3 separate regions of the Homo sapiens genome follow, and all the other regions are linked to region 3. The links are chromatin loops, found by intact Hi-C in ENCODE. Cell type or tissue: PC-9. All regions are shown on one strand. Each heading gives the region's core, and the rest is flanking DNA. Links, peaks and the distances in the headings are about the cores only. Region 1 holds the start of MIR5580 (microRNA 5580). Region 2 has its middle 24 kb from the start of MIR5580. Region 3 holds the start of LINC02331 (long intergenic non-protein coding RNA 2331).

What was found. Peaks named below come from ENCODE experiments on the same cell type or tissue, not always from the same donor. Only the 100,000 strongest peaks of a DNase experiment are listed, where the experiment ranks them.
Region 1: a loop joins it to region 3, with 5 times the contacts of the local background. A loop is called at or near these places in 5 of 110 quality-filtered maps.
Region 2: a loop joins it to region 3, with 5 times the contacts of the local background. A loop is called at or near these places in 4 of 110 quality-filtered maps.

Annotation. Positions count from the first base shown.
Region 1 is chr14:53,942,490-53,953,387 of GRCh38, reverse strand. BMP4 (bone morphogenetic protein 4) reads left to right here. Exons shown (of 4, transcript NM_001202.6): 2 at 1-112; 3 at 1,159-1,535; 4 at 2,500-3,652. The coding sequence starts at 1,166. The coding sequence ends at 3,356. It overlaps MIR5580 (microRNA 5580), which reads left to right and starts at 4,904; the gene lies at 4,904-4,961. RefSeq lists a silencer at 6,489-6,538 and enhancers at 6,509-7,039, 7,040-7,572, 7,913-9,357, 9,036-9,662, 9,663-10,290. In PC-9, for the core only: no CTCF peak of the experiment used is centred there; no DNase peak of the experiment used is centred there.
Region 2 is chr14:53,919,308-53,930,205 of GRCh38, reverse strand. No RefSeq gene overlaps it. Among named protein-coding and RNA genes, the nearest start is that of MIR5580, 24 kb to the left of the region's middle. In PC-9, for the core only: no CTCF peak of the experiment used is centred there; DNase peaks (open chromatin) are centred at 4,695, 5,215 and 8,985; H3K27ac peaks cover 2,035 bases.
Region 3 is chr14:53,845,786-53,856,683 of GRCh38, reverse strand. LINC02331 (long intergenic non-protein coding RNA 2331) reads left to right here and starts at 5,858. Exons shown (of 6, transcript NR_184221.1): 1 at 5,858-5,989; 2 at 6,714-6,869. RefSeq lists an enhancer at 5,400-6,599. In PC-9, for the core only: no CTCF peak of the experiment used is centred there; a DNase peak (open chromatin) is centred at 5,713; H3K4me3 peaks cover 1,680 bases; H3K27ac peaks cover 2,749 bases.

The DNA of each region.
Region 1 (10,898 bases), core at 1,578-9,577, 96 kb before region 3:
GTGCCATCCCGAGCAACGCACTGCTGCAGCTTCCCTGAGCCTTTCCAGCAAGTTTGTTCAAGATTGGCTGTCAAGAATCATGGACTGTTATTATATGCCTTGTTTTCTGTCAGTGAGTAGACACCTCTTCCTTCCCCCTCCCCGGAATTCACTCTGCCCTCACCACCCCTGCTCGCCGGCTGTCCCTTCCGTCGGACCTCCTTTACAATATCCACACTCTGCTCCCTGGCAGCACTGTCGCTCCCTTCTTGGCCCGGCAGCCGGGGCGCTGGAAGCGTACGGGTTCCTTTTAAAGTGCTGCTAGCGCGCACTCGCCCTCTCAGCGTTGCAAGAAAGGGGAGCGCGAGGGAGCTAAAGAGATGAAAGCCCGGGGTTGTACCTTGAGGGCTAACCACTCCCTTCCCCTATCCAACTTGTCTGGGAGAGCCCCCAGTGTCTCCGTGGCGCGTTCCCACTCTCTTGTCAAAACTCACAGAGGTCTCTCCGGAATCGTCTCTCACCCCTTCCCTGGGGATGAGCGGGCACGATCAGGCACTTTTGGCTGAATATTTCAAACTCATCGGCCACAATAAAATAAGCCCTCAAGCCACCCGGTTAGCTCCCAGACCACCTTCTCGGCTTCTGGACCCTGTCGCCCTCTGTCTTCGCCCAGCCCCTGCCTCTCACTTTCCCTCCCTCTGGCTCTGAACCAACTGGAAGTTGTGAAAGTTGGGCTCTGAGGGTGGAGGAAAAGGGAGAGAAGCTGAAGGTCTAAAGTGGAGAGCAATGCCATTTTAATTCTCCCTCCCCCACCCCTTTTCACCCCCTCAATGTTAACTGTTTATCCTTCAAGAAGCCACGCTGAGATCATGGCCCAGATAGCAGTTAGGACAAAAAAAGATTAACAGGATGGAGGCTATCTGATTTGGGGTTATTTGACTGTAAACAAGTTAGACCAAGTAATTACAGGGCAATTCTTACTTTCAGGCCGTGCATGGCTGCAGCTGGTGGGTGGGCGGGTGGTGTGAGGGAGAAGACACAAACTTGATCTTTCTGACCTGCTTTCCATCTTGCCCCTCCATTTCTAGCCCTAAATGCATATGCAGACACATCTCTATTTCTCCCTATTTATTGGTGTTTATTTATTCTTTAACCTTCCACTCCCCTCCCCCTCCCCAGAGACACCATGATTCCTGGTAACCGAATGCTGATGGTCGTTTTATTATGCCAAGTCCTGCTAGGAGGCGCGAGCCATGCTAGTTTGATACCTGAGACGGGGAAGAAAAAAGTCGCCGAGATTCAGGGCCACGCGGGAGGACGCCGCTCAGGGCAGAGCCATGAGCTCCTGCGGGACTTCGAGGCGACACTTCTGCAGATGTTTGGGCTGCGCCGCCGCCCGCAGCCTAGCAAGAGTGCCGTCATTCCGGACTACATGCGGGATCTTTACCGGCTTCAGTCTGGGGAGGAGGAGGAAGAGCAGATCCACAGCACTGGTCTTGAGTATCCTGAGCGCCCGGCCAGCCGGGCCAACACCGTGAGGAGCTTCCACCACGAAGGTCAGTCTCTTCCCCCAGTCTGCGTGGGGGAGGGCTGGTGGGACTGGCTAGAGGGGCAGTGAAAGCCCTGGGGAAGAAGAGTTCGGGTTACATCAAAGCCCCAGTCCAGGAGGCTGAGGAACAGAGCTGCTTACCTCCAAGAATTTGCAGAGCTGCCGCCGAACTTATTTTTTGGAGACAGAGGGGGAGGTGTTCAGGGGAAGGGGAATGACAGCACTCAGACGTGGGCTAGCCCCAGCGGTGTGTTTTTGCTATATCAAAGCCTTTTCTGCTAGGTTTTCTGCCCGTTTTTTTCAAAGCACCTACTGAATTTAATATTACAGCTGTGTGTTTGTCGGGTTTATTCAATAGGGGCCTTGTAATCCGATCTGAATGTTTCCTAGCGGATGTTTCTTTTCCAAAGTAAATCTGAGTTATTAATCCACCAGCATCATTACTGTGTTGGAATTTATTTTCCCCTCTGTAACATGATCAACAAGGCATGCTCTGTGTTTCCAAGATCGCTGGGGAAATGTTTAGTAACATACTCAATAGTGGAAGAGGGAGAGGGTGGTTGTCTGCATGTTTCCTCCTGCCTGTGCTCTGTTGGCCCCTCTTTTTCTTTACAACCACTTGTAAAGAAAACTGTGGACACAAAGCCAAGGTGGGGGGTTTAAAAGAGGAGTCTGATTGTGGTGCCATAGAGGAGTTGACACATAGAAATTATTAGACATATCAAGGAGGCTGGATATAGTTTCTGTCTTTGGTGCTTGAGAAATGCTAGCTACATTTTGCTGGTTTGTTAGCTGCCCCACTTATCTGCTCCTTCAAATTAAGGGGTATGCTTATTTTCCCCCAGTAGGTTTCCCCTGCATAAGCAGAATTCACCATTCATTGCCCAACCCTGAGCTATCTCTTGACTCTTCCATCTTTGAAAAAAGTTCATATGCTTTTTCTTTTCCCCTTCCTTCCTAACTGTGCCTAGAACATCTGGAGAACATCCCAGGGACCAGTGAAAACTCTGCTTTTCGTTTCCTCTTTAACCTCAGCAGCATCCCTGAGAACGAGGTGATCTCCTCTGCAGAGCTTCGGCTCTTCCGGGAGCAGGTGGACCAGGGCCCTGATTGGGAAAGGGGCTTCCACCGTATAAACATTTATGAGGTTATGAAGCCCCCAGCAGAAGTGGTGCCTGGGCACCTCATCACACGACTACTGGACACGAGACTGGTCCACCACAATGTGACACGGTGGGAAACTTTTGATGTGAGCCCTGCGGTCCTTCGCTGGACCCGGGAGAAGCAGCCAAACTATGGGCTAGCCATTGAGGTGACTCACCTCCATCAGACTCGGACCCACCAGGGCCAGCATGTCAGGATTAGCCGATCGTTACCTCAAGGGAGTGGGAATTGGGCCCAGCTCCGGCCCCTCCTGGTCACCTTTGGCCATGATGGCCGGGGCCATGCCTTGACCCGACGCCGGAGGGCCAAGCGTAGCCCTAAGCATCACTCACAGCGGGCCAGGAAGAAGAATAAGAACTGCCGGCGCCACTCGCTCTATGTGGACTTCAGCGATGTGGGCTGGAATGACTGGATTGTGGCCCCACCAGGCTACCAGGCCTTCTACTGCCATGGGGACTGCCCCTTTCCACTGGCTGACCACCTCAACTCAACCAACCATGCCATTGTGCAGACCCTGGTCAATTCTGTCAATTCCAGTATCCCCAAAGCCTGTTGTGTGCCCACTGAACTGAGTGCCATCTCCATGCTGTACCTGGATGAGTATGATAAGGTGGTACTGAAAAATTATCAGGAGATGGTAGTAGAGGGATGTGGGTGCCGCTGAGATCAGGCAGTCCTTGAGGATAGACAGATATACACACCACACACACACACCACATACACCACACACACACGTTCCCATCCACTCACCCACACACTACACAGACTGCTTCCTTATAGCTGGACTTTTATTTAAAAAAAAAAAAAAAAAAGGAAAAAATCCCTAAACATTCACCTTGACCTTATTTATGACTTTACGTGCAAATGTTTTGACCATATTGATCATATATTTTGACAAAATATATTTATAACTACGTATTAAAAGAAAAAAATAAAATGAGTCATTATTTTAAAGGTAAATCATGATTTTTTTTTTCTCCTTAATCCTTTCTCTTTTCCTTCGGGCTCATCTCTTTTGAATGAGGCTTTTTTCTGTTCAGGTGAGTTGGAGGCTGGATGGAAGTCAAAAGGTGGTACCTGGAGGTGGTTAAGTTGTAGGGACAGGAAGTAAACTGTTGGCAGAGAGAGATGGTAATTGCCAGCATGAATTGTTTTCTATTTCTATTTAATGTTAACAAGGATGCAGTATCCTCTCCCATCTGGATGACACATGCCTTGGAGAAACACTGGGATGAAAGGAGTGTAGGTCAGATTAAAGACTTCATTTCAGGCCCCTTGTACATCTTCTGTTTCACTCACCTGTTGAGGTGTATCACAGCTGAGCGTGATGAGGTCTCAACCCTAGAAAAATGATACCCACCTCTGCTTTCATGATACCTCAGGGTATCTCCAGTTATTACAGGTACCAATGTGATATTTCCAAATCAAAACTAATTTGTACACTAACATCATAATGTGTGTGTGAAGGCATGTTTTTAAACTTATTTTTTTTTTCTCCAGGTAGGACTCTTTTGTTTTTTCTTTTGTCTTTTTTTTTTTTTGAAACAAGTTCTCTCTTTGTTGCCCCAGGCTGGTCTTGAACTCCTGGGCTCAAGCAATCTTCTCATTTCGGCCTCTTTGGGATTACAGGCATGCACTGCTATTTTGTCTTTTTTTTTTTTTTTTGTAACAAATAATGTACCCTACCTTCAAAAAGTTTGATGACTACTGTTTTAATATGCCACTTGATAGAATTTCCCATTGTTTCTTGACTTTTTCCCTTGTCCTCTTTTCCCAATGTGAAGGCCTTCATCAAGTTTAGGATCCCAACAGATTGGGCTGGGTGGGGGTTGACAATGGGGTCAGATACTAAAGGGTCAGAATTTCTAAGCAGGCACTGTGAAGGTGTCCCACTATTATACAGAAATCTCGAGTCAAATGTCAACTCTCCTTTTCGCTCTGTACTGCCTCCCTCACACCCTCTTCCCTGGACTTGGGCAGAAAGAGGTAGATCTGATGTTCTGTGCTAGGGTTTCTTAAAGGGAAAAGCTCAATTTTTGGACAAAGTTAATAAAAAGGAGGATGCTAATGTACCCTCAGTTAAGGGCTCCCAGCAGGCAGATAAATGCCTTTCTGGAATGACGGGTGTAGGGATTAAGAGGAGCAGAGGAGAGGCCTTTGCTTTTTCTTACTTGCCACCAACAACTAAATTAAGCCTTGAATCTTGGTCTGTGCTGGCTCATTTCATATGTGTGCTGAGAAAATTCACACATATGAAGTGAGCCAGCACAGACCAAGATCCCTTTGGATCCCTTTGGAGCAGAAACATTTAGTGTCTTTGTATGTTCTCTGTGGGGAAGGCTGATAGCGCATTTCTCCATCATGAAGGTGTAGATATGAGCGGTAGTATTGCTGTTGCTGGTGGTGTGTGCACCCAAAGAATGTGTGTGGTGCACACTCCTGGCGTTTGCATTTTTCTAGGTGGGGTGTGCACCCTTGCATTCTTGTACACACTTTCTTACATACGCTCCTGGGAGTGGAGTGGGTGAAGCAGGATTCATTTTTGTTTTTAATTACTGAAGTCCTACACTCCTCCAAAAGGAGCAGCTTAGTGGAAACCAATAAAAATTGAAGCGGGGTGGTTGCCAAAACCCCAGCTCCCCGGAGAGCGCAGGTGGAGAGAAGACATCAGAGCCCCAGGCAAAGGCAGCAAGACTACACAGTTCCTCCAAAACTCCCCGCAAAAAGGGATCCTTCCCCCACCCCTCCAACCCCCCAGGTCGCTGCCCCTTTGATTAATGGTATGGAGCTCAAATAAATCATTTAGGGAAGCCCCTTATAGATTGCCCTCAGGCAGCCTCATTTTGTTTTGCCCAATTTCTAGCAACTTTCTGAAACGTCGATGTCATTGAAAAGGAACCAGTAGATCTCCAGTACTTGAACAAATTATCCTAGGGCCAGTACTGAGCCCTGTGGCTGTCCAGTTCTAGCAACCAGCCCCTTCCTCCATCCTCCCCGCTCCTACTGGCTTATTTTCAGGAATGGATAATGTTGTTTATTTGTTCAGCCAAATATTTGGTCTGGGGAATTTACCGTGAAATTCTGTGAATTGCATATACCTAGTTAACAAAATAGTCCTAATGCCACAAATGTTAGCATGGAAAACAAAGAGCTATGGCCAGCGTTAACTCTTTAAATTCTGTTTGAAAGCTTAGTCCTGAGACCCGGGGAGATTAAAAAAAAAATAAAAAAAATTGGATGTGTGTGATTTAGGTTTCGGCATTTACTATTTTTGCCTAATATTCAGTTCAGTACCTGACGGAAGTCGTAGGGTGATTCTCGGCGTTGCTTTTGGATCAAGCCTACCATTTCACCCCATTCATGTTTTTTTTTTTTTTTTTTCTCCAGAGTAATGTTCCTATTACTGAAAGAAAGATGGGGAGGGAAGCTCGCCCTTGAGGAGTTCGGCAAAGTCGTAACCACATCAGAGGAGCTGCTTGGTCGATCCCTACCCAACCCTTAAACTGGAACCGGCTTCCTAGGAGCTTAAAAAAAAAAAAAAAAGGTTGGGGGGGTGTGGAGTGGGACGCATCAAACATTCCCCTGCTTTCGTTGCATAATTCGCCCAGAACCTGCCAGGTGACCTGCTGACTTTGTTTTCTGTCTTGACCGTGCTTCGTTCCACACCCCCCTCGCCGCCGGGCAGCGCCACACTGAGAGGGCTCGGCGCGTCCGCGGCGCGGGCAGACCCCAGTAGTCACCCGGCCTTGGACTGGCGTCAAGATCCAGCCCCGCCGACCCCGCCTCCCGCCCGCTCTGGAGCTCCCAGGCCCGGCGGCGGCGGGGGCACCAGGGGGCGTCCTCCCTGCGGGGGACCAGGGGGACCGTGCACCTGGCGACGGCCCGCGGGAGCCGCGCGGCAGGCGGCCACCCCTCCCCATCCCCGCCGACCGCGGACTGCGGGTCCCCCAGCCCGGGCCCGAGAGCCGGCCCGCTCATCCGCCCTCGGGGACCCAGGCCTCAGGTGAAGCTCTGCAGACACAGACGGATCTGATTAGCGCTCGCTGGTCCTTGGGGCGGTCGCTCTGCAGATTTCATGCGAAATGGGGTCAAAAGGCCGCGCAGAAGCGTGGAGTCTGCAGGGGAAGGCTCCCCGGGGTGGAGGGGCTTAAGAGGGGTCGAGACCTTTAGGGGTTTTCTGTAGGGGGCAGAGAGCGGGAATTAGGGAGCGAGGCTCTCCTGCCTCCGAGCTCACAGTGGGCCTGCATATGGGGGTGACTCAATGGGAGCGGGGACGTGGGCGAGTGGGAAACAGGCCCGCTGGGTGAGGGTCGGACCTGCAGACTGGCCCTGAAGGCTGAGCCGCTGTCTTGGGCCCCTTGGGGACACGGAGAGCCCTGGGTCCCAGCTGAACTGCAGCCAGGGCCCCGCTCCCCAACAGTCGGGGGACGGAGGTGAACGGGAGAGGCCACGGGTGTGCAAGAGTGGAGCTGGACGATTGCTTTCAGAAATGAGATGCCAAGCCATGATACATAATGACAGCACCTCAGCTGACCTCCGCAGGGCCTCTGGACCGGGGACTCACCGTGCCCGCCCCCACTCCCTCTCCAAAGGTGAGCCAGGAGCATAAAGCTTATCCCAGGCCCAGGTCTCCGAACTATTTGTCATCAAAGATACTTTTGCTTCAACACAAAACCAATTTTACAAACTATTCACATACTCTCTTTTGAAAAGGAAAAGAATAATGCAAATGCAACGTTGGTGACCTTACATTACCTGGGAATCAGAAGGTTATTAGTATTCCCTAGGGGAATTTAGGATAACTGGTGGACTGCCAAATTAGAATTGATGCAAAGTTATTCAGGCTTACCTTGTGATACAAACTAGCACAATTCTGAAAACTATAACTGGAAATTAAATTCAGAGTGGTTAGAAATGTGGTCTAGGTGGGATTGCAAGGATCTCATTTCCCTATGCATTTAGCACCTAATGGCAGAATAAATAAACAGAACTGCAATGCTCACCAGTGGAGAAAAGTGGCTGATTTTAGGAAAAATGTCAAATTGCTCTAATGTTAAAAAAAAAACACACAGAAATTATTTTGAAAAAGGAGTCAAAAGTTCAAGGTGTGCAACTTTGAGTCAATTCTAGAAAAAAATCTAAAATTTTTTTTCAGCTTGGAAGCCATTTGAAATTACCATTCATAAGTCACTTTATTTAAAGCATTAACTGCAGCAAGTTCCAGTTGTTTCTGCTTTCGCTCGCTCTTCAAAATATTCTTTATAAACTAAGTGAAAATATAAAAGTTATAGTATGCTGTTCAGAACAAACAATTCAGAAAATACTGTCGGATTCCAAAATGTTTACCTCAAAAATGTGAAATTTGAGGAAAAGAAGACAAGATGGAAGAATAATTTGCTGCGTTGTGTTACTAATGAGAATTTCTGAAGTCCAGCTTTCAGTCAGTTTTGCCACATTTTCTAAAGAAAAGATCTCATTGATCTTTTAACTTTTTATAGCTTGATTTCTAGCAAAAATATTTTTAAATGACTACAAAGTTCCCTACCCCAAATCCTGGAACCTGGTAGCCTGGTGCAAGTAGATTCTAGTTTTGCAAAATTTCATTACTGTTACTTTAGCAATATGTTTTTTCCAGTTTTATTAACTGAAGCCCTCATCAGCAGATAATTCTCTAAACAGTCTAAAGCACACTGATTGAGATTTTAATTGGCTAGACTCAATAGTTTAGTCCTGTAATTATTTCTCTCTCCCTAAGGTACCAGCAAGTGATTCCATCCTGCATATAGTTGTCCATGATTGGGTTAAGAAAATGTACAACTGTGTTCAACTCAAGCTTCATGCTGATTTAATCTTTTAATCCTTGTCATTTGGTTTTCAAAGCAGTTTGTTTCTGAGGTAGGACCTAGGCAAAGAGGCCAAAGATATGGACCTTACAAGAGAGAAAGAGATGAGGGGTGGTATGGTTAAGGCTACACCCAATGTTCCCTGAATTCATTTATAATTCAAATGTAGAAAAATGTCTATCTTTTGAGAACTGACTTATACACCTTCTTTGATTGGTCAGTAAAAGCTACATAACCCAAAGTGTTAACTTAGCTCCAGAAAGCTCAGACCCAAGCATTTAATGTCCAATTGCAATGTTTCCTTCCAGCTGGATATACACAACTTTTTCCTTCTATTGTTTCTAAAATGTAGTAAAATGACATTCAGATTCCTTTTTGAGAAAGCGAGTTTACTTACAATCCCATCCTCCTAAAACAACTACTTAGGTTTTTGTTTTCTTCTAGTCTTTGTTCATATGTTTATGTTTTCCTATAGCGTTTGTGTTCTGTTTTTCTTAATTTCGGATTAATATTATAACCTTAACATATGTTAAATCCTAAATGTATGGTTTATACATATGTCAGTGTGGATCACCTCCACTCCTTTGTGAGAAAGTTGGCTGGGTATAAAACTTAAATGTTTAACCTCAAGCAATTTTAAGCTGCCTGGACATAGTATCAGGGCTGTGGGCATCATGTCCAAATCTTATTAAGATTCTTACTGACTTCTTAAGGCTCAGCTTAAGCATTGTGGTCCCAGTACTAAACAGAATGCTCCTTTGTGTGATTTAAGTATTCTGAAAAGTGGGTTACCTGACATCCCAGGCTCAGACATTTTTGTTGACTGAGCACATTGGAAGACTTGCATCCACACGATTTGATCAACTTGGGAATATATTCCTTCCCTGGAGAAAGTCAGTTGCAACCTGGGGAAGGAAGGACATGCTTAAAAGGTCTCTGTCTCATGCACTCAGAAGCCACTGAGTTGAGCAATTTCCTATTTGACTCAATGTGCGTCTCTCATTTTCATGCTTTGATTTTTTGCACTGGTTTTCTTGGTAATGAAGGGTAGTGGGAAAGGGAGGCAGAATTATCTAAATACAGTAATTACCAAATTGAAACCTATTCAAACAGCTAGGTTACTAGGTTCAGACTGACCTTGACACTTTCAACCTTCAGATTCCAGTTGGTTGGGGTCAGCCACAAATGTCGAGTTGCTGAGTGATTTCCACATGCTTCTTTTGTGTACCTTAACAAGGGCAGACAAAAGATGTTTTTCCAGTGGGACTCACTCTTTATGAGGCCTGACCCTCGAAGGAGCAAATTAATCTCAGGCGATTTTGAGGTTTTAGGGCACTAAGAGAATTTTTAGAGCATGGAGAAGTAATTTGTTCAATGGTGCCTTAGAAGAGTTAATTTACCTCCAAAAGGTGAGTTCCTTTTACTATCCTGAGTCTTTTACTTCCTCTGAGATCAGACTTGTTATTTGCATAGCAAAGCATTCCATTTAGCTCGAGGGAGGGGGTGGGGGATTGTTAACAAGGAAAGTCACTTTTCCCACGTCTTTCAAAACTCAGCAATGTGGTAAGTGGGTTTGATCAACCTTTCCCCTCCCCTAAACCCCAAAACGTCAGACTATTTTGCTCATTATCTATCTTGAAATTGACCAGGTTTTCCGGATAGAAGAGTTGTAGGATTTAGTATATAGCTGCTGAGAGGACAGTTTTGCTAACATTGTTTGTTTTGGCAAGTTAGTGTAGACTTGCAGGTGAAGACTCCAGAAAAGCAAACAGCAGACTCCACCAACATCCCTCTTCCCCTTTACAGGCATCACTTTTTATTTTTAATAAATCAGGGAGGTGCTTTTTAATAGATTCGTGACACTTTGCATGGGAATTATACACATTTACCTTGGTATTATGTTTCCCACTTGGCTGTCCTGCTTATTCCACCCAAACTCATCTATGCACTTAAATCACAGTCTCTGAGGGCCTACACTGTGTGTAGGTTATTGTTTATTTGCTTGTCACTTAGCAATTCTCAAGAACTAGCTCATAATTTATTTTAACCAAATATGCTCCACCTTAGAGACCCAACACTGTAAATAAAGGGGACTTTTCAGCATTCTAGAAGATTGAACAATCCGGGGTCCTAATTAGCATGGAATCAACTGGTAGTTACTTTTAAGTGTCTATTCTTTCCAAATTGGGAGATTAGTCACAGGGATCTGAGGGAAGAAACTGGACGTTTAATAAGCCCTATTGATAAGAAGGGGCAATTGTAAAAATACAAAAGTTTAGCTGCTGGAAGATAACCTTACATTTTGAGCATTTGTGGGAGAATATAATTCTAGCTATATCTCCCTAAGATCACTAATGTTATAT
Region 2 (10,898 bases), core at 1,551-9,550, 73 kb before region 3:
GAGGATTTGATTAGGTGGAGAAATAAGAATGTGTTATCAAATGAGAGGGCTACAGTGTTCTCAAGAAAACAAAGTGCTTTTGATCTCAATCCTTTTGTCTTCCAGTGTGTTGCTAAAGCCCCCTAGTGGCCAGGTGACCCCAATCAGGTGCTGAGTGCCCCCTCTTGGGGAGAGGATCCTAAGGATCTTCCTATCTCCAGAGCTCTCTGAACTATGGTAGAGGACTATTTGTCCCCAATATAGCCTGATTCCCTGGTTTAAAAACTTCTCAGAGAGTCCTGGCCTTTACCTCTGCAAGCTCCCAAAGGAAGAGAGAGCCCAGCAGTTTCTCCAGCTGAGAAGAAGGGAGATCACTGAAGCCTTTAACTAAGTAGCAGGGGATATTTCCACTGTTTGTGAGGAATGGAGAACTCATTAATGTGCTGAAAGCTGTGAGCTGGGGCTCCCCAAAGTAGCTTCCTGGCTTTAGGTGTCTTATTCTGCCTGCACAACGTCAGAAGGAGGGAATGAAAGAGTCCAAATTTCCTCTAGACCTCCTCATGGAAAAGTTTAGGAAGCATAAAAATATAGTCTGGGGCTGGGAGCAGTGGCTCATGCCTTTAATTCCAGCACTTTGGGAGGATGAGGCAGGAGGATCGGTTGAGCTCAGGAGTTCAAGACCAACCTGGGCAACATGGTGAAACCCTGTCTTTACCAAAAATCCAAGAAATTAGCCAGGCGTGATGGTGCACACCTGTAGTCCCAGCTACTCAGGAGGCTGAGGTGGGAGGATCACCTAAGCCTGGGAATTTGAGGCTGCAGTGAGCCATGATACCTCTCTCTATATCTATATCTATATATCTATCTATATCTCTATCTATATATACAAGTATATCTATATTTGTATATACATGTATATATCTATATATATATATACACTATGTATACATGTATATATAGATATAGGTATAGATGGATATATAGATATAGATATATAGAGAGATATAGATATAGATATATAGATACAGATATATATAGAGAGAGTCTGTACACTTACATGACTTGGTGGCTTGCTATAAAATTAAATGACCCCTCAACTTAGGTTCTACAGTGTATACCCTTGAGGAATCACCTCTCTCCCCCAAGAACCCATTCCTCTAAGCCTATATAGCCCCCATTTATAAACCTATGACCAGGGACAATGTCTTGTCTGTATCCTCAGTGGTGAGCAGGGTGTCTGGTATATACTAGGGGCATACTTAGTCTTGGAATAATTAAAGGTAATGGAATCCATTTGATTTGAAGTCTGTGTTTTTGAAGAGATCCTCTAAATTGTAAAAGATGCACTTTACAAGTTTTTATTTTTATTTTTTTTTTTTATTTTAAGACAGAGTCTCACTCTGTTGTCCAGGCTGGAGTACAGTGGCATGATCTAGGCTCACTGCAACCTCTGCCTCCCAGGTTCAAGTGATTCTCATGCCTCAGCGCCCCCAGGTAGCTGGGATTACAGACATGTGCCACCATGCCCAGCTAATCTTTGTATTTTTAGTAGAGACAGGGTTTTGCTATGTTGGTCGGGCTGGTCTCAAACTCCTGGCCTCAAGTGATCCACCCACCTTGGCCCCCCAAAGTGCTGGGATTACAAGTATGAGCCACTGCGCTTGGCCACCCAGCTTTTTAATTAATTCTTTTTTTTCATGTGTGTGAGCTAGGTATAAGGCAGCATGCTGAGCATTATGGGTGATGCAGAGAAGTCCTAGAGAGAATTAATTCCTGTTGCCAAGGAAGGAACAATAATCCCATGGAAACTACATGCCCACCTTGATCCCATGCCCCCTATAACTCCTACCCTAATTCTTCACTCCTAGTCTGGTTTCCCCCACCTTGGACTCACCCTTTATTTCTCTTCTCTCTGCATTCTGTACCCTGGACTTCATGCAATCTGCCCTTGGTGAGATGACCACATTGTGAATTCAGCAGTCATGTTGTAGTCCTCTGAACCTTCATTTTGTCTCTGAGAGCGTTTGACACATGGAGCCATGTCCTCATTTTCCACTCTGCTCCTTTCTACTTCCTGGCTGCACCTTCTTGGTCTTTTGTTTTTTGGCCAACATTCCCTTCCCTTACCAAATCTAAGTGTTGGCTTTTATTTGGGCTCTATCTTGGGCTCCCTTTCCTCACGTTGCTTTTCTGGCAATGTTAATCATGGGATAAAAATCAGAAACACCTGGAAAGTTATATATATATATATATATATATTTTTTTTTTTTTTAAAGCTACACACATCCAGACCCCAGAAATTCTGATTTATTGGGCCTTTGGTGTTTGTATTTTGAGACAAATTTCATGAGTATTTCTTAGTACATCCCTTGTTAAGAACTATGACACATGCATGCTTTCTCTCTCTCTTTTCCTCCCTCTCTCTAGTGATCTTATCCTCTCCTAAGGTGTCCATACAGTGATGACTTCCAAATCAAAATTTCCATCCCGGAGCTTGCCTTTAATACAGATCACTATATACAATTGCATTTTTGGGTAGCTCAGAGGCTTCTCATAAAATTCAACGTATCCTAAATGAAAATCATGACTTATTTCACCAAATCTGCTCTTCCTCCTGTCTTTTCCATTCCAGTAAATGACATTGTCATTTGTACATCCAGAAAAATAGGCATTCTCCTTAGTTCCTTCTCCTTCATTTCCCGTACCCAACGAAGCACCAAGTCTTGCCAAACCTGCATTCTATATGCAATTGCTGATTAGGAACCACATTTTTACAACAACAACAACAAAAAAGCAATTTCGGATGACTCAACCTAATACTTATCAACTCTGTTTACTTTTCCCTATTCCAATGATGACATGTTGGTCCAAACACTCATTCTTGGGATGGCTGAAATGCCTTTTGTACTGGGCCCTCTGCATCTGCCGTTGGCCCCCTTCTTCCACTATTTAACTGTCTTCAGCATGATTTCTTAAAACATGCGGCCCTAATTACATCATCCTTTCATTTATAACCATTCAGTGGGCTCTCAATGCACTTGGCATAGTCTAAAATTCTTAAATGGCTTGGAAGCCCCTGTATCATCTGGTCCCTTTTTTCCTCTGCTGCTTTATTCTAAGCAGTATTTTTTTCTTCCACTTTCTTCTATGGCCAAATCTCACTGGGCTTCTTTAGGGTCCTTCTGGTTTCAGAGACTTTGTACAGGCAATTTCCTTGGCCTGGTACACCCTTGATCAAATTTTTGTTTGGGATACTTCTTGCAAATCCCTTTTATCTCAGCCTAAGCATCACTTTTTCTGGGACACTTTGCCTGATGCTCCCCTATTGTGGTTGAGGGCCCCTATTATGTAGCCTGAAACTGTAGTCCTAATTTCTCTTGTTATTCATTATGTAAATAATTCATTATTATTCTGCAATTGTTTATGCAATAACTGTTTCTCTGTGAGACTACACCTCCATGAAAGCAGGGACTACATTCCTGCTTATTTTCCCCTGTGCTTCCAACTTTTAGCACGGTGCCTTAAATTTGGTAAGCTTTCAATGTACATGTATTGAATGCATAAATAAGATGGGAGTTAAAAAACAAATATCAGAAAGTATTTTGAAACATCACAAGTGGAAGCTTGAACAAAGCACAGTGGATATTGAAAGAAAGAGAGAGAGAGAAATTATCCTGTTTTTTTGTTTTTACAGACAGCTCCTCTGTCACCCAGGCTGGAATGCAATGGCATGATCATAGTTCACTACAGCCTCAAACTCTTGGACTCAAGCGATTCTTCCACCTCCACTTCCCAAGTGGCTAGGTCTACACGTGTATGCCACCATGCCAGGCTAATTTATTAATTTAATTTAATTTAATAATAATTTTTGAGACAGAGTCTCACTCTTTCACTCAAGCTGGAGAGCAGTGACACTATCATGGCTCACTGCAGCTTTGACCTCCTGGACTCAGGTGATCCTCCTACCTCAGCGTCCCTAGTAGCTGGAACTATAGGTGCATACCACCATGCCTGGCTAATTTTTATATTTTTGTAGAGACAAGGTTTTGCCCTGTTGCCCAGGCTGGTCTTGAACTCCTGGGCTCAAGTCATCCTCCCACCTCAGTCTCCCAAAATGATGAGATTACAGTTGTGAGTTGCTATGCTGCCTAATTTGTGTGTGTGTGTGTGTGTGTGTGGTGTCAGGGTCTCTAGGCTGGTCTCAAACTTTTGGCCTCAAGCAGTCCTGCTGCCTTGGCCTCCCAAAGTGCTGGAGTTACAGGCATGAGCCACTGAGCTGGGCCCTGGTTTTTTAATTGACAATTTTACACAGAAAGTGATATTTGTGTTGGCAGTTCACAGATGGTGCAGTTTTCCATGGATGGGAAGTGGCATTCTAGGCAGTGGGAAAAACAGGAGCAAAGGCATAAAGGTAGAATAAATAGAGTAAGCTTGAGGAATAACCAATGATCCAATCGGCTTGAGGGTAAGGCATTTACTGGGGAGGTCATATATGTTCTTGAGAAATAGAAGAAGGAAGAGCAGAGCAGGGAGAACCTATGGAGTTTAAACTTGAAATTTCCAGCCATGATCCAAGCAGTGTTCTGAGAAAACTGATCTGGCCTTGGTGTGCAATGAAAGCTTTGGCACCAAAAAACTAGCTAGGAAGATTGCAGTAACCTTTGGGAATGATAATGAGAGCCAGAGCTTGGGTTGTTGCAATGGGAATGCAAGAAAAAATGGACTTGAGGGTAAGATTACAGAAGTAGCACTGCTGAAAGTTTGATGACCGATTCCAGGACAGCAACAGAAAGAGACCAGACCACGACGACTATTAGGTCCAAACACTAAAAGAAACACAACGCCTTGGCAAACAACGTCAGAATAGCCACCATTAGAATCTAAGGGAGAATTAACGATTGCATCAAGTGTCCATTCTGCAACAGCTGCAAGAGTTCATTCATTAGGCAAATACATGCACCCAGATTCCCTGCTTTCTGTCCAGTGTGCATTCTGCTGGCACCTACCTATGAGTAAGTAGTTGAGGTGATTTGTAAGCTAAGCTGAATTTTAGACTGGTGATTTTTTAAATGTAGTTTTTTTTGTTGTTGTTTTTTTGCATTTTTTTTTTATTCTTTTCTTTTCCCAGGCAATTCTTATGGTTCAATCCACTTCACAGGTATGCCTCAGGCTTCCAAATGACTATTTCACATTTGCTATGTAAACTAGTGACTCAATATGTTGCTTTAGAACCAGATACGTGTGGTTTTGCTTCACTTGAGGAATTCAGTAGAGAACATACTTCGTGTCAGCAGAAACCCTCGTAAATCTACATAGAGAAGGACATGAGTAAAACTTCCTTTTATAATCACGTGGCTGCATGGAATTTGTTTCCTTTTCTTTGTGGAGAAGCACTGGAGTTTTCTCTAAGACCTCAGAAAAAAGCTTATTTGTGCTTGTGAACTGATTTTGAGAAGGGACACCATTGTCATATTTATCTTGAATTTGCTCTTCAAGATTAGAAAATAATTGAAAAAGAAAGTAAAATTCTAGGGGTTGTTATTGCATTTTGTATATGAGATGTATGCATTTTCCCTCTAGACAGGTACTCTGGGGAAGCTGGCCAGGGAAAACAAATAAGACGACATGGCCTTACACAGTTTCTCCTGCACAATGGCTGAGCTTCTGTATCTGGCCCTAGGTATGTAAGCTATGTGTCCTGAGATAGGAAGCCTTCCAGAGCACAAAAATGTGGACAGAAGAGTTAGGGAAGATATATAGATAGATATGTATGTATGTATGTATCTAGATACATATCTATATATATATGTGTGTGTGTGTGTATATATATAATGGTGAAAGAACATTTATACCATTACAATTTCATCTTGGATAGAGATTAAGGTTTGAAAAAATTTCTACAAATAGCATCTCCTGGCTATGTAGGTTTTGGCTCAGAGAAATTGGGGTTGGTGAGATTAAGTGAAAGGAGATAAATATTAAGGGAAAGTTTTCAGATGGAAGGGTTTCTGCTGAAGCCACCTGCCCAGTTTGCCATAATGGACTCAGTGGCCTGGCAGAACCTTTATTTGAATACTTTGGTTGGATTGATGACCTTTTGTGGCTTTTGTGGTATGGAAAAAACACATAATTTATATTTTTCTGAGTGGAGTGCCATAGGTTTCTCTACAGAGTCCTTGGCATCCTATTGTCTCATGGTCATTATAAGTTAACCTGGGGAGATTGTTGGACATACATGATATTTGAAACAAATTTAGAACTTTTAATGTTCACTTTATGTATGCTACATTATAAAATTTTCCTAAGAAGATAATATATTATTGGTCTATATTTATACTTCAAATACAAAGCATTTAATAGTGTCACAAGGGTACGTAGTTAGTATTTTCATAGTCTTTAAAAACATGTTTTATTTCTGGCCTGAATAACACTATTCCTTGTGTGTGCATGTGTGTGTGCTTGTGCACACCCTTACGTCTGAAATTTGTTGTATTTTGGGTGACTTTAGAAGACTTTTGAGACCACTCGTCATGCCTAGTGATCAATGCATGGGGACTGCATATCCCAGAGTACACAGATCTTGGAATTGAGGTTGCCACCTTTGGGTTAAGAGTAGCCTGGTGTTCCATTCCCCATGGCCAAGTATTTTAATATGTTTTACGGTGAGTACAACTAGAAAACATTGCCTATTTAATTTATAGCTGACACTTTCTTGGAAAGGAAAGCTACAAGTGAACATGTGAGATCAGAATTAGACTTCAGAGTCATTTTGATAGGAGCTGCAGAATTAGCAGAGCAAAACTTTGTTCTATGGCAAATGCATCCCCAGGTTGTCAGAGCATTCCCTCTGTTTCCTGCTTTAACTCAAACCTGGCTGCTCCCCAGGCTTCCTTCTGCTGGGGGCCTTCCCAATGCAGGCTGCTTGCCCAGGTTTCTGTTCACTTCCCACTTGTCCTTACACAGTCGTGAAAAGCCCCGTTCCTCTGAGGTCATCTCTATCCGTCGCTGTTTTCTACTGACCTCCGTCTTCTGATCACTCTTCTCTCACTTTCTACTGACCACTGATGGCTTTGGCATGCTCCTTTTTCATTCTTCAACAAATATTTGTTCTTCTCCTTTTTCCCTATCATGATTAAAAAGATGGGCTGGGCGTGGTGGCTCACGCCTGTAACCCCAGCTACTCGGGAGGCTGAAGTACAAGAATCACTGAAACCAGGGAGGCAGAGGTTGCAGTGAGCCGAGATTGTGCCACTGCACTCAAACCTGGGCAACAGAGTGAGACCCTGTCTCAAAAAAACAAAAAGTAAAGATATTCCTCCTTGTACATAAGGTCAATCCCTACTCCTGGGCTCTGGATTCTATCCCCTCTGGCTTCCTTTTAGCCCACTGATTTTATCTACTCAACACCTCTTAGATTCTTTTTTCCGGCTCCACCTTCACTGCCTCCTTCTTAATTCAAGCCAACATAACCCTTCACAATCGCTCTGCTCCCCTAGTTTATCTTCCTGCACATGGTATTACCTTTTTCCAGACCATCTTTCCTCATGACGTTAGAATGAGTTTTCCCAAATGTAAATCTGAGCATTTCTTTCCCTCCCATCCCGGGCCCTCCTTAGTTGTTCGAATAAGGTCCAGACTCCCCAGCACGGCATTCAGGGCTCTTCATCATCTGGCCTTTGCTTAGCTCTGGACAGAGGTAACAAATCACCTCTTAGCAATTTAAATAGTGATACGGATTAATAAAGTCTCTTCTGATAAAAAGTATTTTTTCAAAAGACAATTTCTAGCATATGCACAGCCTAGCTTCAAAGCATCAGGAGAGAACTTTGGAGCTGATGCCATTTTATAGGCTAAAACTGTTTCTAACATTTACAGAATCTCTAAAACCATGCACCATAGGCATAGATGCCTATGGATGCACGTTTGGACAATTTCTTTTGTATGGAAGATGTGATTCATAGGAGAGATTGGTAATTTAGAAACCATGACTTCTAATTATGGGAAGTTTCCTGTGCAAGGCATGTGTTCAATCTTCGCCTGTTTCCTAAGTGGTAAGATGGTGACAAATCTATGATACCACCCCCGAGAGTGTTTGTGAAACATAGCTAATAAAAATATTAGGCTATGTTATAGGATATTAAGATGCCTTGCAAATAATATTTCCTGTTAATAATGTATGATGACTTATGAGTCCTTTGGAGCTGTTTTTAATCCCTGAGGTTAGCCCTTATGTAATTTAAGAAAGAATAATCAGATACATGGTGGTCATATTTCCTGCTTCTCAGTTTATGTAATTCAATATAAAATGCCAAAATAAAGGCATGAAATTGAAAAGAAAATCAGCTAATATTTAGTATTTATGAATATCATTTTGCCTTCACAACTCTTTCCAAACCTCAAATAATTAATTTATACACATCTCAGAAGAAGGTGATGATTATCTGTTTTATAGGTGGGAAGAAACTGAAGTTAGTTGTTAAATGCCTTGCCCAGGGCCATAGAGGAGGGGGATGTTTTATGCCTGGCCTGGAACCTAGGCATTTCTGATGTCTAATTCAGCCGCATCACACTCTCTTTGAATAGTATTTAATATCTCTGCTCCCCTCAGCAGTAACCTTGATGGTTGATTGAATGGATTTTTGTCATTTGATTTTTAACACCTAGAAAGTTGAAGCTAATGTGTTTTGTGATTCATGTGGACTTCACGGGTCCCCTTCAAAAAGCTCAGTTTATGGAAGCTTATTTTTTAGGGACAAGTTTTAGGGAGAACAAAAGGGGACAGGGGAAAATGTAAAAACATGACATATCAGAAATTCTGTTGCTTCTATGTTTGAGTGAGTGATAAGTGATGGCCTGTGTGGCTCCCAGTATGAGATTTAAGCATTTAATTCTAAATGTTGAGAGTGCGCTTGCCCTACCTAGTACACCAGGATGAATTGTAAGCTTCTAGGGAGCAGAGATGATGGTGTAATTCCTTTGTACCTGCAAATTGAGAATGACAGGTTAGACAGGTTGTTCACAATGCTCTTTGAAAAGGGAATGTCAGAGGTCTTAGATTGCTTGCATTCCTCGATTTACATAACAGATATATTCCTCTAAAGTTTATGTAAATGCAGTCATATTTTTAAAGCACCAAGAAATTTTGCCTTTTAAAAGATCCTCGTTTGAATCCATTTGAAAGTGAACTAAATTATTGTGATATAGACAGTTACTTCTCAATTAATCTATTGTGCAGATTTAGCTTTTCAAATAGTGAATTTTTAAAAACAGAGCCTTTCTGTGAACTTGTCACAAAATGCAGCAGTGCTAGTGATACACAGTAGAAGGTAGCAGGGCCTGGGAAGCAAATGATCTTAGAGACAGTCATCTCTGGGTTGCAATATAAATTCTGTGAATTAATACTCTGTGACCATGAGTGAGTTTTCTCTGGTTAGTTGTACAAAACATTGCAATACCTTTATACTGAGAATTTTAATTTGACCGAGTCATAAACAGACTCAAGGCAATTCTAAGGCGGTTAATATAGATTTTTCTCAGTCTTCTAATATTTGCATGGTATTTCATTGCATAGATTTACCATAGCTTATTTATTTATTTTTCTGTTAATGGACACATTGCTTTTTTTTTCTAATATTCTATTTAAAAAGTTCTGCAAAGAATATTTTTATAATACATGTTTATGTATTCCTATTATATGTGTAGGTGAGATTTCTAAAAGTGACATTGCTAGATATGTGTTCTTTTAATTTCATAGATCCTGAAATTATACTCTCAATTGGCTGTACTACTTTGTATTCCCATGTATAGTTTAATAGAGTGCTCACATCCTGACACCATTGCTGAGTATTGCCAAACCTTATTTATCTAATCTGTTGGATGGCAAAAGTATCTCTCTGTTGTTTTTATTTGTATTTATTTAATTGCGGATGAGCTTAGTAAACAGATTTTACGTGAGTGTTAGATCAAATAATTTTGTTTTTGGCTGATTAGAGAGAAATAAAAATCAGGCATGCAACTTAATCCAACTCTGGGGCTAAGAACTTCCTTAATATTTCTGCTTGTTTGTTATAATGGGTATAGAAACTTGCAGGAGGGTAGCTAGATCTATTTAATCCCAACATTTTGGGGGGAAAAAAAGCAAGTGCAAGAAATTTCTATATTGTCTTCAACTTCATTAAGACTTCTGATTATTAGAACACGCGTTTTCTTTTTTTTTTTTTTTGTTCTGGGAACTGGAATTGATGGGAAAGCTTTTAAACAAAATTTAGGAAAAAATTTAATTTCAAGGAATGCGAGACTAAGATTTTAGGAGAATGATTATTATTTGATGGAAAATAATTTTTTACCCCTGAGCTCTGACTTTCAGCTGGAGAATCATTAGTTGCCATGATATTTTGATTATTATAGGTGGTAGTAGTTATGAGTTTAATCACTCTAATTCTTGGTTTGAACAGCCCACAGAAATTTGGCCTGTAGCCTTTTGAAGAAAATGACCCTTTAAATGTGTTACTGTTGAAAAAAAGAATAACCTCTGTGCAAATATTAAGTCTGATAATAAGCCTGTCTTATGGGCTTTCACTGTAATTCATTCTCTCTCTCTCTCCTTCCCCACACCCCTTCTTTCCTCTTTCCATCGGTCAAATTCGACTTCTTCCTTAGCATTGTAAGAAGCTTTTTTCAAACCTTACCTTATATTAATCAAAAAAGACAGGAGAGAGTGAAAAAAGACCAGAACATAAAAGCAACCTCTTTTTAACTTACAAAGATACAAAAATTGATTGCAATTAAAAAAAAAAAAACCTCAGGTTTCTTTTTGCTGTTAGCACCTTAGTGTACTTTCTCAATCATGTATCGCTATTTGGAAAACTGTGACAGTGGGATTAAACAGAAATATAAATAAGGATAAAATGTATGTCACT
Region 3 (10,898 bases), core at 888-8,887:
TGTAATTGCCCATAATTTACCCGTCATATATTTTTTCATAGGCTGAATTTTCTTTTTAGTTTTTTTCTTTTCTTTTAGTTTTTCTTCACTATTTTAAATTTTCAGCATTATTTTTATAAATTGTTATGTATTTCATCTTCACATAATTTCCAATACTGAAGGTATAAATTGTGTAGAGACTTTTAGAGACTTCTAATTCATTTTACGCATTTTTTTTTTGTAAATTTGACTCCTCAGAAGTGCATTATTACAAAGTTGACTTCATGTGTAAGCATAGTGTACGTATGTAAAAGTGTTGAAACTTCCCCAATAAATGAAGAGAGGTCCTTTTTGTACATCTACATTTGTGAAAGATAAAATTTCTTGAGATCTCAACTCTTTGGGCAAGTGCATATGTTGTGGTGACCCATGGTGGTTTTTGATTGATCTCATCAAAAGACTTAGATTGTTACCCTGGTATTTTAGATGACCACAGTTATAAAGCTGGGTACACACAGTTCCAAACATATTGATATGCATTTATACATTTCCCTTTTTGACCTCTCTCCTTCCCTTCCCTTCCCCTTCCTTCCTTCCTTCCTCCCTCCCTCCCTCCCTTCCTTCCTTCCTTCCTTCCTTCCTTCTTCTTTCTTTCCTTTTCTTCCTTTCGACATGGTCCCACTCTGTCCCCTAGGCTGGAGCACAGTGGTGTGATTACAGCACATTGCAGCCTTGAACTCCTGATATTCAAGTGGCGATCCTCCCACCTCAGCCCCTGGAGTAACTGAGACTACAGGTACACACAACCATGCCTGGCTAATTTTTGTATTTTTGGTAGAGACAAGGTCTCACTGTATTGCCCAGGCTGGTCTCGAACTCATGGACTCAAGTGATCCACCTGCCTTGGCCTCCCAAAGTGCTGGGATTACAGGCATGAGTCACTGCACCTGGCCCTATTGCTTTGTAAATACAGTTTGCCAGCTCATAACTGTTGTACTCATGCAACTGTTGTTGGTATACCTGAATGTTCATGCCTGCAAAAATATGTGTGTCATTATTGCTTATTTTATTGTGTAAAGTAGCCTACAAAGTGTTCTGTCATGTTTTTATATGTTTTCCAAATAAACCCCTTTTAAAAATGTAAATAAATACTTTTAAATAATTTTAAAATTATTTTTTCCAGAATCAAATTTTTGATAACTTGATTTTTTGGGATTTCAAGATTTGGGATTGTGTCTTTGGGATTATGATGAGCTACTAATTTGAATCCTAATCTCTGACTCCACATGCTTTTGATGAGTCACTCTTGTTATAGCTCCTGTTGTTGGACTAAGCATGCTAGAAAGTCAAAGTCCACAGCTCCTCCAATATTCTCTAGTTTGTTAATGGCCCTATTGTCTTCCTAAGCCAGAAACCTGGGAGTCACTTTAACCTCTTTTATTTCTCTCTGCCCACTTCCCCTCATTCATCAGTCTTTAAGTCTTGATTTTAATTCCTAGTATTTCTTGAATCTGCCTGTAGTCATCATTTTTTATCTGGACAACTGCAATCATTTCCTAATGGTGTCTCTATCTCTCTTCCAATGGGATCTTTACAGTGCTGCCAGGGTGATGGTTCTAACAACAAAGATATTCATGCCACATCTCTGCTTAAAAGCCCTCAGTGACTTTCAGACCCCTTATAATCTGGACCCTCCACCCACTCCTTTATCTCACTCTGTTCTCCAAGAGCCTTGAACTATTTGCAATTGGTTGATGGTGCTGTTGCTTCTATGTCTCTGCCCATCCTTTTCTCTAGGACCAGAATGACCTTCTTATAATTTTCCACCCAGTAAACTGGCTCTAATATCTTCTTCTCTAAGAAGCTGTCCCTGCCCCTTCCAGACAGAGACAGGGCCTTCTATCTCCAATTGCCCCTCATTGGTGACTCTGGGATAAGAGTCACTGCTTTGTACCTGCCTGGTTCTACCACACTGTGAATGTTTCAAGGCAGGGAAACAAATCAGACAGACACAGCGTATTTAGAAAGAACAGTCCATTAAAAAAAAAAAAGGAAAAAAAAGCAACAGTAAAAAGCACCTAGTATTTCCCTGATTCCCATGAGGAGTCACGCTCAGGGTCCTCAGAAGAGAAGCTTTCCATATAGGGATCTGTGAAGACTTGGACAACTATTTTGCTCAGCTCATGTGCCAAATGTTTGCCCTGCCGGCACAGCCCCTCTCTTTCTCTGCTGGAATGTATTAATCCAGGGTTTCCACTCACCTCATCAACTAGGCTGTTCTCTAAGTTTGCAGCAGGGAAAGTTTTGCCAGATCTGGTGTCCCTCCCTACTCACTGGGCATAGTTCCTTTGTCCTTGCACATGAAGAGACATTACAGGAACATGATCGGTTTATTCCCTCCCTGAAGGATATGCCTGTCCCTACATTTCTTTATATTTCAGTTAAAAAAAAAACAACAAAACCTGAAAGTGTCTCAGTCATAGGTTTTCTTCTGGGTAACTTGTGGAATGGGGCTCTTGCCACTGTAAAAGTGATGTACCTCCTCATTTGGGGCTTAGTCTTTTTTGAGCCATTGCTCTCTCTTATGATGGCAAATTCTAGCATGTATGCAGTCTTGCCACAACTCCTTATCACCAATGGAAGACATCACAAACTGATCATAGCATTCTTTGTCACTAAGCCAGACACAGCCTCAGAATGTTGCTCATTTCAGAATTTCAGGGAGCTGGTACCAAACATTTGGAGCTGATCTCTAAGAAGAAAATTACTTACTATCTTCAATTCCCAGGATTAATTTGACCTGCATTCTTACATTGACGCTGTAGTCTACCTAGTACTTCTTGAACAAAATGGAACTGTTTTTCCCCAGGGACCACAACGTGACCTTTATTTATTTTCATCTCACTCCCATGAAACTGTTAGTTTCTTGTAGATGAAAATTTAAGAATCTGCAGTGATCCTCCTAGGTATAATGTTAAAAGCACCCAAATCCAGACTTACTTGTAGGTTTCAAGAGCAGGGGCCACTATCATCTATACATGAGTAGAGTACCTACTAAAATATTCAACGCACCATCTATTTGCCTTAAACTACTGATAAATCTAATGAGACAAACAAATGGTATAAGAATTAGGAAAAGGAATTTGAAAAGCTATAGAAGATAATTGGCTTTCTTTTAAAAGTAGATGATAAAAATTGCTGAAAGAAATGAAAAGCTAGATTTCAGTTAAAATCTAACAAGATTATTCATCAGAATAAATATTATACAGTTGTCTCTTGAACAACACAGGAGTTAAATGTACCAACCCCTGTGCACTGGAAAATCCATGTCTGACTTTTGACTCCTCCAAAACTTAACTATGAATAGCCTACTGTTGACTGGAAGCCTTACCAATAACATAAACAGTCAATTAACACATATTTTTGTCTTATATGTATTATATCCTGTATTCTTACAATAAGGTAAGTTAGAGAAAAGAAAATGTTATTAAGAAAATCATAAGGAAAAGAAAATATATTTCCTATTTATTAAGTGGAAGTGAATCATCATAAAGGTCTCTATGCTTGTAGTCTTCATGTTGAGTAGGCTAAGGAGAAGGAGAAAGAGGAGGGGTTTTGTCTTGGTATCTCAGGGGTGGCAGAGGCAGAAGAAAATAAGTGTATAAGTGGACCCACACAGTTCAAACCCGTGCTGTTCAAAGGTCAACTGTACTTGATCTTATTTCATGTTTTGTTTTTGCCTCAAACTAATCTTAAATGAGAAGAAAACCCCTATGTATGTCCTTTGAGGTCAGATTGCATATATTCAGCCTATTAATGAAAATTAGCTTTACGCTAAAAGCACATTAGAAGCCTACACAGAGAAAATCAGCATCTACTGGGCAATATTGAATAGTAGTGAAGAGGCTGAGCTGGGAGTCAGGGAGATTTGAGTTTCTGTCTGGTCTCTGCCTATTGCTAGCTGTGTGATGCTAGGCAGATTGTTTAACATCTCTGAGCCTCACTCTCTGCATGTGTAAAATGGGGATAGCTACAATACCTGCATGAATATAAAATGAGACAATGTGGTAAGGCACTTCAGGAGCCTGGCAATCAATCAATGCATCTAGTGAGTTGATACATTTTATTATTTAAATTGTAGTCAGAAAGTTTGCCCTTGGATAAGGTAATCTCTCACTTCTTTTACATGTTTTCTACCAAGAGACCCTTACATCAACTGGATAGCAGAATTGAACTAGAGGGGAGATTAGCTCTGAACAACTTATCCAAGTCTGATGGACCTTAAAACCAGTATTGACTACATTTGCTGTAGCTGGCCTAGGTCTGCCCTACTTCCTATTGTCCAGCCCAAAAGGGGCTGGAGAACTCTAGAAAAATCACTCCCGTAGCAAACAAACAAACAACAAAAACAAAAACAAACACAATCAACATGACCCAGCCTTTAGCAACTGCTCCAGGAGCAGCTGTAAATAGATCCAGAGAACTTATCTGTTGCCCCTCACAGTGCCTGAACCAACATATACTCAGATAGAATAAGAAAAAATGGTGATCAACTGGTTGTCAAACCCGAGTACCTCTTACAGACAAGTAGAGTTCTGAGTTCTACAGTCTTCACTGCAGTGCCAGGGGAAATCAGCATTGCCATTCTTATTTTACAGGCAGAAAACCCCCGGCACCAAGGGATTAAACAATTTGTATTGGAATGAGATTTTACTAACTCCATAGAAAATGGACCTAAAATTTAAACATGGGTAAACCACATCCTTTATTTAAACAATATTTTACAGTCTACGATGAAAGAGTACTTAGAGATGGAATTTGCAGATTGGCTGTTCATGAGTTCACAGAAAAATTATGCAACTTTCCATTCATTCAGCAAACACGTATTCAGTTCACAGTGCTAGGCACTGTGACAGGCCCCAGAGATAAAAGCTCATCTAATAATATTACCTGCTCTCATGGAAAGCATAAGAGGACACACATGAAAGAAATAAAATGACATGGATACTGTGACAGTAACAAAAATCTGTATATGTTACAGTAAGAGCCCGAAGAGAAGACAAGTCCTGAAAGATCACTCTGTATTCGTTCTGCCCTGTGTCTGCTTGGCAACAGAGAGAATGCTAGCAAACACTGAAAGAGTTGCAATCCTTGCCAATTGCAAGCCCACAAACAGGTGAACATAATATAAGAAAGTGCTAGAAATCGTGACTGCATGTGAACATAGAATGCTATCTTTTGTGTCTAGTATCTGAAATGAGATTGTAATTATTTTCCAAATCTTCAAAAAATGGGCTTTGGAGTTTCCCACAATTTGACTTTTAAATCATAATTCTCTGCTAATGGTTATTTTGGCAAAGTAGAGCCTTATCACGGGGAGAGCCTAAAATCAACCCAGAGGTTAGACAGTTGGGAGAAGGATGGAGTTCCAGGACTTGTCAAAATTAAACACAGCTTTCAGCCCACTTATGCACTCTCTTCGTGAAACATTCTCTTGCATTGACTTTGGCAACGCCTATTTTCCTGGTTTCCTTCTAACTTACCAACATTCCTTCACAGTCTCTTTTGCTGACTCATTATCCTCTATCTTTAATAAGAGGTTTTTCAGGGCCCTTTTATTTTCTCACTATACTCTTTTCCTTGGCCATTGCCTCTTCAACCATGACTTCTATTACAATAGGAATGTCAATCACTTTCACCTGTCTTCAATTTAGATCTTTCCTCTAACACCCGGATATGTAATTCAACTCTTAACTTGATATCTCACTTGGAAGAGTTACAAGCCTCTCTGAAAAAAATCCATACAGGATGGAATGCATGGCATTTTCTCTGAAACTTCCTCCCTGTCCAGTGTTATCTACCTTGGAACGATTGTCTCATTTAGAGGGACTCTCTAACCTGAGTACACATTTGAAACATCTGAGGGCTTTGAAACATACCTGCTCCTGGACCACCTGCTGAACCAATTAAATCAGAATTTCTGTTGTGAAGATCTCCACGTGAGTTTAAGGTACGGCTAGGTTAAGAATTGCTGAATATGTCGCTCAACTTGGAAATCCGTTTGTCTTGATCTCTCCCTTTTCATTATCCTTTCATAGTCAACCACCTGTTGATATTTCATCTACTAAATAGCTCTTGACTCTGTTTTTATCATCAAAGCCATCACCAAGGTACCATCTTCGCTGGTCTGAAATAATCTTCTAACTGTTCTCATTGCCTCTAATCTTAGTTTATATCCATGCCATTGTCCACAATGCAGCCAGGGCGATTTAAATAAATCTGATCAATCACTTCCTTGCTTAAACATTGCACCGGCTTTCTGCTTGATTTTAAAATAAGCCACAGATACTTATGGCCTATACATATGTGAATATAGGGGTAGAGTTTTTGTTTGTTTGTTTTGGTCTGATCAGCAAATTTCCTCATCTCTACTCCTCTGGAACATATTTTCCTGACCCCCAACCTACCGGGTGGGCATATGATCAGGTCTCTTAGGGGTGCGGATGGTGATCCAAGCCTTCCGGGTTATCAAGGGCCCTCCTGCCTTACAATTTTGGGGACTAGAGTAGAAACAGCTTTGCCTCTGGTTTCATAGTGAAAGAGTACGAATTTGAAGCGCTTGGCAACCATCTTTCTCCCCCAACCTCACACGGTCAAACTCAGCACTCCTGACAACTGGGGGAAATCTTCTATGATGAATTAGTTATTTGAGGAATATTTTGTTTATTTTCCAGCTTTCCTGCTCAACTGTTAGTTCCATGAAGGCAACAGCCATGCCTGCTTCGTTCACTGAAATATCTTCGTTTCCTAACACACAGAAAGTCATCATTTTTTGACGGATGAAAGAATGGATGAATGCCTAGTCTTGGAGACATCTACTTGCAATAAAGGTTAGATGAAGGAAATGGATGCCAGTGGGAGATTTGTGGATCTATTTCACCAGATTTCACTCTGCTGACTCAGCAAAATGGTCCCCGAAGAAAGTATGTATGATATATGAATGCCTAGCCACCTGTCTTGGAACAAACAGGGATTTCTTTAGCTTTCTCCCACCAGGAGATGCTCCCCTGGCATTTTTCAATACTCCTCTTCCCTAAAAGGTAAAATTTACGTCCCGATAGTCACAGTGGGCTGCTTTATTGTACAATCTGACATCAGAATGGAAGGAGAGAGTATGCTTTTTAAGTTCCTTAAAATGCAGTTCTATTGAAAATAGCTGTTGAGACAAATAAAATAAGCTGCTAAGGAACAATAAGAGACATGATGGAGTTATAGAAATGTGTTATTGTGTTCCACCCAGAAAATATTATGCAATACAGGGATAAATTTATTCCTGAAGAATTTAAAAAATATTTATATAATCTTCTATGATTTTTGCTTCATAATGCAGTTAATTCACTAGGGCTTTTGCTGTTTGGATGTGGCCATTTGGTTTTGGTGGAAAATAGTTTGACATAGTCTAAAAAGCAAACTCTAAAAATGTATCTATTTTAATTATGAATACATTGTGACTCAGATTTATCCCATCTTTGAACTTCACCCCATCTCCAACTATGCTCCCCAGGGTAGGGATTAGGGCTGAGATGAAATAAGGGATGGGCCAATGACAAGGCGCGGGGAGGGAGGGTATGGAAATGAGGGCTCAAAAGGCTGGCAAACTACGTGGAAAGAGGAATCACATTTTTACCACACTTGCACATCTCAGACGGAGCCACCCATCATTCTAAGTCAGGAGGCTGCTTGTTTTCAGCGAATTCACTTGTATCACATGTACCTCAGTGTCTCAGATTTCTGTCTGAAATGATCATTGTTACTGTCATTTTCTTTTAGTTAATACATAGATGTGTTCATTTAATGGAGATACCCATTCTGTTTTTTTCATTTGAAAAATCTGTAGGATGAACACCCCTGTTTTAAGTTGACAGCTTGATTCTATGAGCCTCTTTGAGTGGTTACAGGTTATCCACTGGGCAAGGTGGAGGTGGTAGTAGGAGGAGGATATTTGCAGCACAATAGGATCTCATATTCTCCAGATTTCATAGAAAACAGTTCAATTTCTAACAGTTTCCTCAGTAGCCCTTTATATTTAAGCATCTAATTTATTGTTAAACTCCTTCAAAATGGAGTTTTTGGGGAAACAGGTGATCAGCCTTATAGTCTAACCCAATCAACTCTAATATACTTTAAAAGCTTGTGCTGTTTTTCTGATTTTAAAATTAGAATATATTCATACAGAATAACATACTTTCTATATTCAAATAATCCAGAAGTGAGATTTTAAAACAGGAACATTCTCCATGATCAAGTTTGTGGTTAGGGATGGAATAAAAGTCAGGAACCAAAGCAAATTGATTGTGAATTGCTGACGCAGAAGCTTCAGGGCCTCTCACTTGCATAGGCTCTTTTAGGAGTCCTAGGAGGGCTCCAGTCATATGTCCATATAGTCCCTTACTTCTGTAAAATGTGTAAAAATAAAATATTTTAACTTCAGCTAATGAAGGCTGTTCTTTCCACTCTCGCCTGCTCTGGAGTGGCACTGGGTTGCCACAGGCATTTTGGAGAGTGGGGTACAGGACAGCTCAGTGGAGGATCCATTTAGGTTCAGGTCAGAGCATCTACTGTTTGCAGTCAGATCCAGGTAGAGCTATTTAGCCAGCTGTTTCGGTGTAGAAATTACTCCCAGGTCCACTCCTACCATCCGTTGCTCCGACTTGCCAACATTATGAAACAAAGGTGTGGAGCTGGAGCTTGCCTGTGGGCACGTGCTCGAGCAATGGCTCCAAGCACTGGAAGTCTGTGGGTGATGGAGAAGAAATACGGTTTGAAATATACAAAGCCAGAAGCTAGTGTGTGTAAGATTTTTCCAATCATCAGGCATGTACAATTTTAACAGAATCATTCAGTGCTCATCAAAACAAGTTCTCTGCTTCCAGGAAGATGCTTAAAAATGTATTTGATAGGCCGGTCACGGTGGCTCATACCTGTAATCCCAGCACTTTGGGAGGCCGAGGCAGGTGGACTGCCTTAGGTCAGGAGTTTGAGACCAGCCTGGCCAACACGATGAAACCCTGTCTCTACTAAAAATACAAAAAATTAGCCGGGTGTGGTGGTGCATGCCTGTAATCCCACTTACTAGGGAGGCTGAGGCAGGAGAATCACTTGAACCTGGGAGGCAGAGGTTGCAGTGAGCAAAGATTATGCCACTGCACTCCAGCCTGGGCAACAAGGTGAGAATCCATCTCAAAAAAAAAAATAAGTATTCAATATATTTAGAGATATTTTGGAAATCTCTCAAGAGCAAATTTATCAGAATTATTATGTTTATAGGACACACATATGTAGCAGTACTACAAACGATCTTTGTGAAGTTACATATTTTATTCATCCCAACATGTCAATTACATGAATGTATTAGAAAAATATTTACATGTCTGACTTAAAATGCTGACAGCAACAATAACATAAAACTTATAAGAAGTACATTGACTAGTTACTCAGTTTTGTTCATTCAAAGAGTATTTAAGGGTTTTCCCTGCATAAAGAAAACTTGAGATGTGCTGAAATCTTACAGTTCATATATGAAAAACCTGATAGAAGTTTCCTCAAATTTGACAACATCCTAAGAATTTATTAATATATGCATTGCCCATAAAAATTATAATGCTAAGAGCAACTTTTCTAAACTATTAGTAATCAAAAATAGATTTTGATCAATGATCCTAGAAGAAAGAGAATTTTGTTTCTCTTTTAAGGATTGATCTTACAAACACAATGACATATGAAGGGATTATCAGGGAAGATAATCAAGAAATATAGTCAAGAAATGTAGAAAAAATTCTTCCGAGGTATGCTAGGCAGTTCATTAAAAAACTGTTCTTTTGTTGATGTTTGTGCTTTTGCAACTTTAAAAAAAATTTGTTGTTTTTTCTCATTTTAAATAAATACTTGCTTTCATACCTAATTTATCCTTTTTTAAAAAAAATCAGATACAAAACTTAGGTCCTACAAGACCTGAATCCAACACTAGTAAGGGATATCATTTTCATGTTTTTGAAAACATGGAGATTTTACATGTTTACAAGGTGGTTTAACATCAAATGGCTGCATTAAAGTGTTAGATCAAAACGCCCTGCTTTGAACCAGACCCATCCCAGGGGTGAGGCTTGGGCATTGCAGGATCAAACCTCATGCTCACAAAGTAAGCCTTTGACTTTATCTCCAAGTGAGCTTGTAACTACAGTTACCGGGAAAGTAGGAGTGATTCATCACGCACCTTTCTGTGTGTGTCCTATTATCACACGACATGCCCAGGATGCCCTTGAGTTGATATTAAAAATAATTATCTTATGGCTAGTACATTATAGTGCACTGGATTTTTTTTCTTGTTAAAGGCATTGCTTTGTTAAATGTAAACATTAAAAAGAGGCCAGTTTCTGTAACCTGGCCTTGACCTTGGGAAGGTTCTGCCATGCCTCTGGCACTGACCCTTGGGCTGAGAAAGTTGTGCTGGTCTAGATTCTGTTTCTTTTCTTGGGTGCCTGGCACACAGTAGGGTCTCAAATATTAGGTTTTTGCTTCCCTCCTCCCTTTACTTTTTTTCTTGGGGCAGTTTTTTTTTTTTTTCTGTCAAGTATGAGGAAACTTTACAAAGCAAAATCATACTAACACATTCCAATTGTATTACCAAATGACTGTCTTTATTAAGCTGTCTAGAACATCAGTGTCCAGGTTATGGCCTGTGCAATACAGTACCTAGGAGCCGTCTTCACACCTGGAGTAGTTTTTCGTTGGTTCACACAGGACTGCAACTAAGCCAAATAACAATAAACTAGAGTACTAGAGTGAAATGCATTTACCGAGAGGAAGACCGAAGAGTGATATACTTAAACTCTAGTCATTATCCTATGGATAGAATAATA